2 separate regions of the Homo sapiens genome follow, and region 2 is linked to region 1. Evidence: chromatin contacts called from ENCODE Hi-C data. All regions are on one chromosome and are shown on one strand. The core of a region is the stretch at or near the end of the contact, and the rest is flanking DNA. Distances in the headings are between cores, read along the strand shown. Region 1 overlaps NDUFA6-DT (NDUFA6 divergent transcript). Region 2 has its middle 43 kb from the start of TCF20.

The links. Hi-C counts contacts between places; a loop is a spot of excess contacts on that map. Pooled maps may share reads with other maps.
Region 2: a loop to region 1 is called in a pooled map, with 3 times the contacts of the local background. The contact joins two enhancer-like sites. A Hi-C loop is called at or near these places in 5 of 50 pooled maps.

Annotation. Positions count from the first base shown.
Region 1 is chr22:42,117,946-42,122,446 of GRCh38, forward strand. All of the region lies in intron 3 of NDUFA6-DT (NDUFA6 divergent transcript), which reads left to right. Among named protein-coding and RNA genes, the nearest start is that of CYP2D6, 11 kb to the right of the region's middle. Within about 2 kb of position 2,311, at least 6 of the 41 ENCODE cell types and tissues checked have a DNase peak (open chromatin) inside an H3K27ac peak, as active enhancers do.
Region 2 is chr22:42,311,159-42,315,423 of GRCh38, forward strand. It overlaps a transcript of TCF20 not described here. Among named protein-coding and RNA genes, the nearest start is that of TCF20, 43 kb to the left of the region's middle. RefSeq lists enhancers at 1,883-2,712, 3,544-4,265. Within about 2 kb of position 2,858, at least 10 of the 41 ENCODE cell types and tissues checked have a DNase peak (open chromatin) inside an H3K27ac peak, as active enhancers do.

The DNA of each region.
Region 1 (4,501 bases), core at 1,061-3,560:
CTCGGTAGCCTGAGGCATGAGAATCTCTTGAACCTGAGAGGTGGAGGTTGCAGTGAGCCATGATCATGCCACTGCACTCCAGCCTGGGCAACAGATCAAGACTCAGTCTTAAAGACAAAAAAAAAATACTGAGTCTTACACACTTTTGCATCTTTGTGTCTCTATGGGTCTTCACACAGAGCTTGGCACATTGTAGCTGCTCAGTCAGCACTGTTTGTGCTGAATTGAAACAATGAGATATGTACAAAGGGGCTGTCTCTCACTACTGGGGATTTAAAGCCACCCCGAGGCATTTGACAAGCTGTTCTGGCCAAGGTTGAAGAGGTTGTCCTGTCATAAAGCCCCCCTAAGACACGATGTCACACATAGACACCACTCTCTGTGCGAAAGGGGGGGCCTGTGCACTGAACTCCCAGACTTAGCTGGGCCTCAGTGCTCTTCTTGGGTTTGGTCATAGAGCCCAAGAGGAGGTGGATAAGCTGCCTGACACTGATATGGTAAAAGGATTATCTGCAAATTTCTAGCGTCATCAAGACTGGCCTCTTTGGTAAGCAGGCCTAAAAGGCTGCCCTCAATAAACCACCCAAGCAGGTGAAAATTATCTTTTTACCCCAAGCCTACCTTTTCTACATCCTTTTCTACTTGACATGCCCCTTCTACTCCTCTTCTCTCCTTTAGGACTCATTCTCTCTCCTTTCCTCCTCTAAACCTCCTCCCAGAAAAAGACCTGATAACTTCACTTACACCGGGTTATAGATGACTAACAAAGCTTACTATTGAATATGTTGCTAGTAGAAATCTGAATAAGATACAGCAACTTTTCAACTCTGATCATGGCTTTAAGCACTAGGATGAACCACAGCCATGTAATCATTCATTTGGTTACTTAGCTCTTGCTGTGTCCCACGCATAGGGGCAGCTACTGGGGGTTTGACAGTGGACGGACCTAAAGTGGTCCCTCAGTCAGGGGACAGTACAGTACCCTAAGAGCACTGAGGAGGGCCACCCCACGTGAACTCAGGTAGTCAGGGGAGCCCTCCTGAAAGCCATGGAGAAACACATTCTAGGTAGATAACAGCACATGCAAAGGCCTAGAAGTGAGTGTCTGAGGTGGAAGTTCAGAGTCTTTGTCGTCAGCAGGACATGGAGCAACACTTGACACTGAGATTTAGGCAGAGAGAGACAGAGAGACAAAGAGAGATAGAGAGACAGAAACAGATACAGAGACAGAGTTAGAGATACAGAGAGATAGACAGAGACAGAGACAGAGATAGAGACAGAGCTAGAGATACAGAGAGAGACAGAGATACAGAGAGAGAGACAGATAGAGATACACAGAGAGAGGCAGAGACAGAAATAGAGACTGAGAGAGGCAGAGACAGAAATAGAGACTGAGAGAGGCAGAGACAGAAAGAGAGACAGAGATAGAGACTGAGAGATAGAGAGAGAGAGGAGTGGGAGGCAGGAGGAAAACCAGAGCATGAGAGGTCAAGCAGCCAAGAGAAAAGGCGAGGTCGTTAAAGAAAGGGTCAGCTGGGGCCGGGTGCAGTGGCTCATGCCTGTAATCCCAGCACTTTGGAAGACCGAGGCAGGCGGATCACGAGGTCAGGAGATCAGGACCATCCTGGCTAACATGGGGAAACCCCGCCTCTGCTAGTAAATACAAAAAAATTAGCTGGGCCTCGTGGCGGGCCGCCTGTAGTCTCAGCTACTCGGGAGGCTGAAGCAAGAGAATGGTGTGAACCCGGGAGGCGGAGCTTGCAGTGAGCCGAGATCACGCCACTGCACTCCAGCCTGGGCGACAGAGCGAGACTCCGTCTCAAAAAAAAAAAAAAAAAGAAAAAAAGGAAAGAGTCATCTGGGTTTGGTGACTAGGAGCGTACTGGTGACCTCAGTGAGAGGGGTTTCAGAGGCTTATGGAGACAGATGCAGGTTGAAGTGGGTTGTGGAGCGCGGGAGAGGTAGAAAGCAGTAAACACACCCCCCTGCCAACACCGCTCTCAGGAGACTGGTGTGAAGGGTAGGGGTCAGGACGCTAGCTGGAGAAGGAATATGGGTTCAAGGGAGAAGGGCTTTTTTCTTTTTAATAGAAGAGATCAGCAATGTGTTTAGATGCTGATGGAAGGAGCCAGAAAAAAGGAAAAGGAGAATATTGAGGTGAGACGAGATCTCCAAATGCCCAGGTGAGAAGACCAGATGAAATGGGGCACAGGAGTAGGGCTAGCTTTGGAGAGGGAGGGGAGCCTCCTCCCCTCATCCCCTGGAAGAGGAAATGGCCTATGAGAAGCCGGTGAGTGAATGGGTTTGGTGGCAGCAAGTTGAGGAAATGCCCATCTGATGGTGCCTATGCTCTCTGCTGAAAGTGAGGAAGACGGGGTGGAGTTAGAGGTTAAAGAGAGAATCTAAGGGCCGGGCACTGTGAGGAGGGCAAGGCAGGATTGGTGGAGCCCAGGAGTTCAAGACCAGCCTGGGCAACATAGACCCTGTCTCTACAAAAAAATTAAAAATTAGCTGGGTGTGGTGAGGTGTGCCTGTGGTCCCAGCTACTCAGGAAGCTGAGGTAGAAGGATCACTTGAGTGCAGGATGTTAAGGCTGCAGTGAGCTGGGATCACGCCACTGCACTCCAGCCTGAGTGACACAGCAAGACTCTGTCTTTAAAAAAAAAAAAAAGTGGCTGGCCTCGGTGGCTCACGCCTATAATCCCAGCACTTTGGGAGGCCGAAGCGGGTGGATCACCTGAGGTCAGGAGTTTGAGACCAGCCTGGCCAACATAGTGAAACCCCGTCTCTACTAAAAATACCTTAAACCCAGGAGGTGGATGTTGCAGTGAGCCGAGATCGTGCCAGTACACTCCAGCCTGGGCGACAGAGACTCCGTCTCAGAAAAAAAAAAATCCTCCATAGTCACCTGTAGTCAGCCCTTCCTCCTACTCCCACACCCTGGCAATCAGTGAACAGTTTCCTGTTCCTGTGGTTTTGACTTTGCAAGATTGTCATATAAATGGAAACGTATGGTAGCCTTTTCAGTCTGGTTTATTTTACTTAGCACAAAGCATTTGAGATTCATCTAGTCACGTGTATCCGTAGTTTGTTCCTTTTATTGAGTGGTGGTCCGTTGTATGGATGTTCCAGAACATTTGGACTATTTCTAGTTTGGGGCATAAAATGACTATTAATAAATATTCACGTACAAGTTTTGTGTGTACATAGATTTTCCTTATACTTGAGTAAAGAGCAAGCAGTGGAATTTTTGGGTCATATGGTAAGTGTAAGTGTAAGTTTAATTTTGTAAGAAACTCAAACTTTTTCAAAGCGGCTGTCTCACCAGCAATAACCGAGAGGTTCCAGTTGTTCTACATCCTCTCCAGCATTTGTTATCTTTGAAAGCCATTCTAAAAGGCATATTTCAATTTTTATTAGATCGGTATTGAAGATTTACATTATTAAACTATGTAAACAGGCCAGGCGTGATAGTTTACACCTATAATCTCTGCACTTTGGGAGGCGAAGGCAGGAGGATCACTTGAGCTCAGAAGTTCCAGGCCAGCCTGGTCAACATAGTGAGACTCTGTACAAAAAATAAATAAATAAATCAGAAAAAAATTAGCTAGGTCAGGCACAGTGGCTCATGACTGTAATCCCAACTACTTGAGAGGTCAACATGGGAGGATCGCTTGAGTCCAGGACTTCGAGACCAGCCTGGACAACATTGGGAGACACTGTCTATTTAAAAAAAAAAATTAGCTGAGTGTGGTGGTGCCCTGTGATCCCAGCTACTAAGGAGGCTGAGGTAAGAGAGTCACTTACTTGAGCACAGGTTGTGGAGGCTGCAATGAAACGTGATCACTGCACTCCAGTCTGGGCAACAGAGCAAGACTCTTTCTCAAAACAAAAAATGTAGACAGTAGTCCCAGTTGAGTCATGATTTTAGTTTTTCTTCTTCTCTTTCTTTAGTTTTTTGTGCATCTATTATATAATTAATTCATCCAAATTTTCTGCCAAAAATAGAAATCTCTTTGCAGTACATTTAGACAGATCACGTCATTTCTCCATATGATCATTTTCATGGAGACATACCTCAGGAGCCCTCCATCTCCCTGATTCCATCTGGATGGGGCACCCTGGAGGTCTGCTGCCCAGCTGTCCTCCTGAGCTCCCCATTCACCCTTATGCTCAGGGGCTCTCCCTGCCTGTTGTGCTGGGTCCCATGTTATCTTCTTTTCTATTTCTCCTTTATTTTAGTGAAGTACAACCTCCGGTTGCTTCCTGAGGGGTAGTCTTGAGACATTTATGTATCCGAAAAGACCTCAATTCATACTTGCATAGCATTTGGCTAGGTATAGAATTCTAGATTGGAAATATTTTCTCTCAGATTTTGAAGGTCTTCATTATCTTATAGCTTCAAAGGTTGGTGTTGAGAAGTCTGATGAATATTGAATTCCTGAAGCTCAGACTTTTTTCTCTCTGGAAGTTTTTGGGTTCCACTCTGTCCTCAGTGTTG
Region 2 (4,265 bases), core at 1,608-4,107, 190 kb after region 1:
CTCAAGGACCTGCACGCCAGCCCTCCCACCTGCGGCAGGCTCTGGGCAGGGGTCCCTGCGGGGCTGGCGACTGGGACCTGCAGTCAGGGAGGCAGAAGGGGGCTGCCTAAGTGCTTCATCTCCTGGCACCAGGCCCAGGCCCAAGGCCTTTCCCAAGGGGACTGGGGGGAAGGGCAGGAGGGGCACTGAATGGTGTGTCATAGAGTAGGTACCCCCTGTGCCTCAGTTTCCTCATAAGAGAAACGAGGACATTTTTGCCTCAGGGTGGTGTGGGGATCAAATCAGCCTCTAGAAGTGATCACCTTTCCTAAAGGACAAAAGGCTGTGAGGATTGGGCCCTCTCTCAGCAGCTGCAAACCAGAGGGGCTGACCTTGGTGCCCTGCAGGGGCCACACCACCATCATACACCCATGTTGTGGACAGGAGCAAGGTGCAGTTGAAGGGTATGGACGGGAATCATGCAGACCCCAGGCCTGGCCCTCCCAGCTGGGAAACCTGCTAGCGGTGCCTCAGTCCCCTCCCCTGCAAAACGGGGATGAAAACATCCCAAGCCCAGGGCTGTAGGGCTGAAAAGAGCAAGAAAAGTGCAATCCCGGGCACCCTGCAGGCACACAGGAGCTGCCGCGTGTCCTCCCAACTCTGATTTCCCCGTCTCTTCCACAGACCCCTGCACCAGAGCCCTGCATAGTCAAGACAGCCCTGTTCTCCTAGGCACATAGGTTACCCAGAAGCTGGGACTTGAAAGGGTCTCCTTCCTAGAAGGGGTAGTGAGACTCTAGGGTTCTGCATTTTAGAAGAACTTAGGGCAACAGTTATGCCAAAGGAATGAATCACAAACGGTAAAACTTCTGCCAAAAGGCAACAGAGAAGGAGGAAGACATGGAGGATGGGGAAGGTTGCTCCTAGGACTTAGAAATCACCTTGCAGAGACAGGAAGTAGTGATAGGGTATGTACTATATGGCCAACATTACACCAGGTGCAGGAGCTACAGAAGAAGGGCACTCTCCAATGCCGAGAAGGTGCCATCATGGATGAGTGAATGAGTAAGCAGCTGTGGGGATTACAGCAGCAAGGACTCTGCCACTGCCCCTCCTGACTGGTCCCCCAGTAGTCAGCGGGCCACCTGCCTGGTACCAGGACAGCCCACACAGACATGGCCCTGCCTTGTCTAGACCAGCAGCTGCTGAGAATGAGATCCCCATGGGTGTAGCTGGTAGAATAAATGGGTTCCCTGGCTGGACTTGACCTTATTGAGGGGGTCTGATGGAGCCAGGCCAGGTGGGGCCCCAGGCCTCAGAGGAATATACAAAAGGAGCTATGGAGGCGGGCCTGGGGGAATGAGGGTTGGGGGAGCTTGGATTCTAGAATCCACACTACCCACAAAACCACTATGGGGATCAAAGCCCAAGGTGATGACCCACGTTCAGAGCCAGCTCTATTATCACCCATTCCCCAGGGTGTGGAGTGGGCTGTGGGGACAGACAGACCTGTTGCCGCCCTGGCCTGGCAATCCCATTGCTGTCAGGTCCCGGTCACCCCCCATCCCTGCTGAGCCTCAGGCTCCCCATCTGCAAGATGTGACTGGTCATCCCTTCATGAAGAGCCAGGAGCTGCAAGTCCCTGGAAGCTCATAGAGTATCTCCCTCCTCTCCCCATTGTCTGAGCCACAGGTGAAAGCATGGGGCCCCAATCTAGTGCCCTGCATGCCCAATGCCCAGGCCTCAAGGCCCACGTCTGCAGAGCCCAGGGGAAAGGTGCCTTGAGGACGAAGCTGGGTCCTGGGGAGCCAGCTCCAGTACTGGGGGTGGCTCACTGTTTCCTGTCCAGGAATGCTCAGGACAACCAGCTTCTTGCAATCTTCCCAGCTCAGGCTCCCCAGCCTGAGTCACACCATCACCATACTGTGGACCCTGGACAAGCCTCCGGACTTTTCTGGGCCTCACCTTCCCCACCTGGGAGTGCAGGTGCTAATGCCCACCTGTGGGCTGTGTCACACCATAGGCCAAGAGCTTCTTCAGTGCCTGGCACTCAGTAGGCCTGCAATAAATGGAGACAGCTGCTAGGATGCAGGCGAACCCCCTGGTGCACAGTAGGGTCTCAACCCAATCCCGCTGACCCCATAGCATGGACAAGGCGAGGTTCTCAAAGGCCTCTGAGAGCCAGAGGTGCCTAGACCTGCCTCGTGCAATACAGCATCCTCTCCACAAGTCAGGAAAGGCCCCTGCAGCTGCGAGCAGAGCCCTGCCCGCTGCACTCTCCCATTACCCTCTCAGCCTTCCTTCACATTGCTTCCTGCCTCACACCACCTCCTCCAGGGGGTGCCTCGATCATCTGCCAGAATGCAACTCACTTTCCTGTGGATACCTCTGGGGTTCTGTTAGGACCCTGGATGTCCCCAAGACACCTGAGGCTCACTGCAGCCTCAACAGAATTCTTTCTTTTTTTTTTTTTTTTTTTTGAGACAGAGTCTCGCTTTGTCGCCCCAGCTGGAGTGCAGGGGCACGATCTTGGCTCACTGCAACCTCCACCTCCTGTGTTCAAGCAGTTCTCCCGCCTCAGCCTCCCGAGTAGCTGGGATTACACAAGTGTGCCACCACGCCCAGCTCACTTTTGTATTTTTAGTAGAGACAGGGTTTCGCCAAGCTGGCCAGGCTGGTCTCAAACTCCTGACTTCAAGTGATCTGCCCGCCTCGGCCTCCCAAAGTGCTGAGGTTAGAGGCGTGAGTCACCGCGCCGGGCCAACAGAATTCCCCGCCTCAGGGAACACCTTTGCCCCGGCTGTTCCCGCTGCCTGGAATGCTCTTTCCCAAGATCTGTGCGTGACTGCCTCCTTCCTGTCCTTCCCTTCTCAGTGCAACGGCAGGTGCTCTGTCTGCTGTGTTCAGAGCTGTGACCTTTGTGCCTACATAGCGCCTGCAACAAGGCAGATACAGGCTCAGCAGGGAGCCCCGTTCCTGAGGCTGGGGCTGCCCTATAGGGGCCCCTTGTGGCCACTCCAGGGCAGAGAGAAGACATCTCCGCTAACCCAAGGACCTGAAGATAAACTTGGAGGTGATGTGGTGCATGTCTGGAACTGGCCAGAATCCGTCTCTTCCGGATGTGTGCTCTGGGGCAGATGCCTAATGCGAATCGCTTCTGTCATCAGGACACCTGGGGGCTTGACACGGACCAGCTGCCGCTGCCGGGGGACAGGCTGCCAGAGCGCCGATGGGCTCTCAGCGAAATTGATGGCCATTGTCAGAAAATGATTTCCCCATGGCCACATCGCAGGCCCTCGGAGGAGCTTGAATCCCAGGCATCGATGCCTCCTGCGGCAGGCGGGCAGGCGGCCAGGCATGTGGGCAGGCAGCCCACACCTGACCCAGCTGCTTCCCAGAGCCGGGGAGCTAGCAATTACCAGGCGGGAAGAGGAACCCGCAGGTCCTGCACCCAGGAGGCCCAAGCCAAGGGCTGAGGGCTAGCAGGGAGCCCGCCTCTCCCAGGGAGAACAGGGGGTCCTGCCCTGCACCCCTCCTGTCTGCTCTGTGCCCACAAGCCCAGTGCTGACTGGCACAGTGCAAGCACCCGGTGGATGTCTGCTGAATGAAGGAAGGAAGAATGAACTCTAGAAACTTCAGAGAGGATTCTGGAGCAGCATCTGGAGAGGGGATTCAACAACAATAAAGAGGGCAGGGGCACGAAAACCTGGGCTCCAGAACCCCTCCCTCCAGCCCCGACCCAGGGAGGAGGGGAGCGGCTGAATGAGGGGAGGTGGCAGAGCGGAAGGCCCTCACAGCCCAGCCTCCTGGCCCAAAGTCTTCAGCTCACACCACAGCAGGATGTTTTTGTTTTAAACTGGCTGTGCCTCCTTTAAAAGTAAGAGGTGGCAGGAAATTGGATCTGATGACACAAAGCCAGTTTTCACACAATTTTTCAGAAACCTGGAATCAAGGAATGGTCTGAGGAGACCCAAGCAGGGAGGGGGCAGACAGGAGGCTGTGGACACCTCTAGAGATTTCCCCAGGGCAGTCCTGACAGGGGAGGTTCTGGAACAGTTCAGTCTGTCAGCAATCACCAGCCACCTAATGGGGGCCTGAAGCAATGAAAAGTGGGAGAAGCCAGTGGGAGCCCCAGGGTGCTCACACACCATGCTGGGGGTGCAGGAGAGGCACCACAGTGGGCTCCATCTGGGGTCCTCATGGCAGGTGGGCTGCAGGTGAGGACAGGCTCAGAGAGGAAGGACTCTCTGAAGGACAGGCAGCTTGAAGCTGGGGTATCCAGGCCA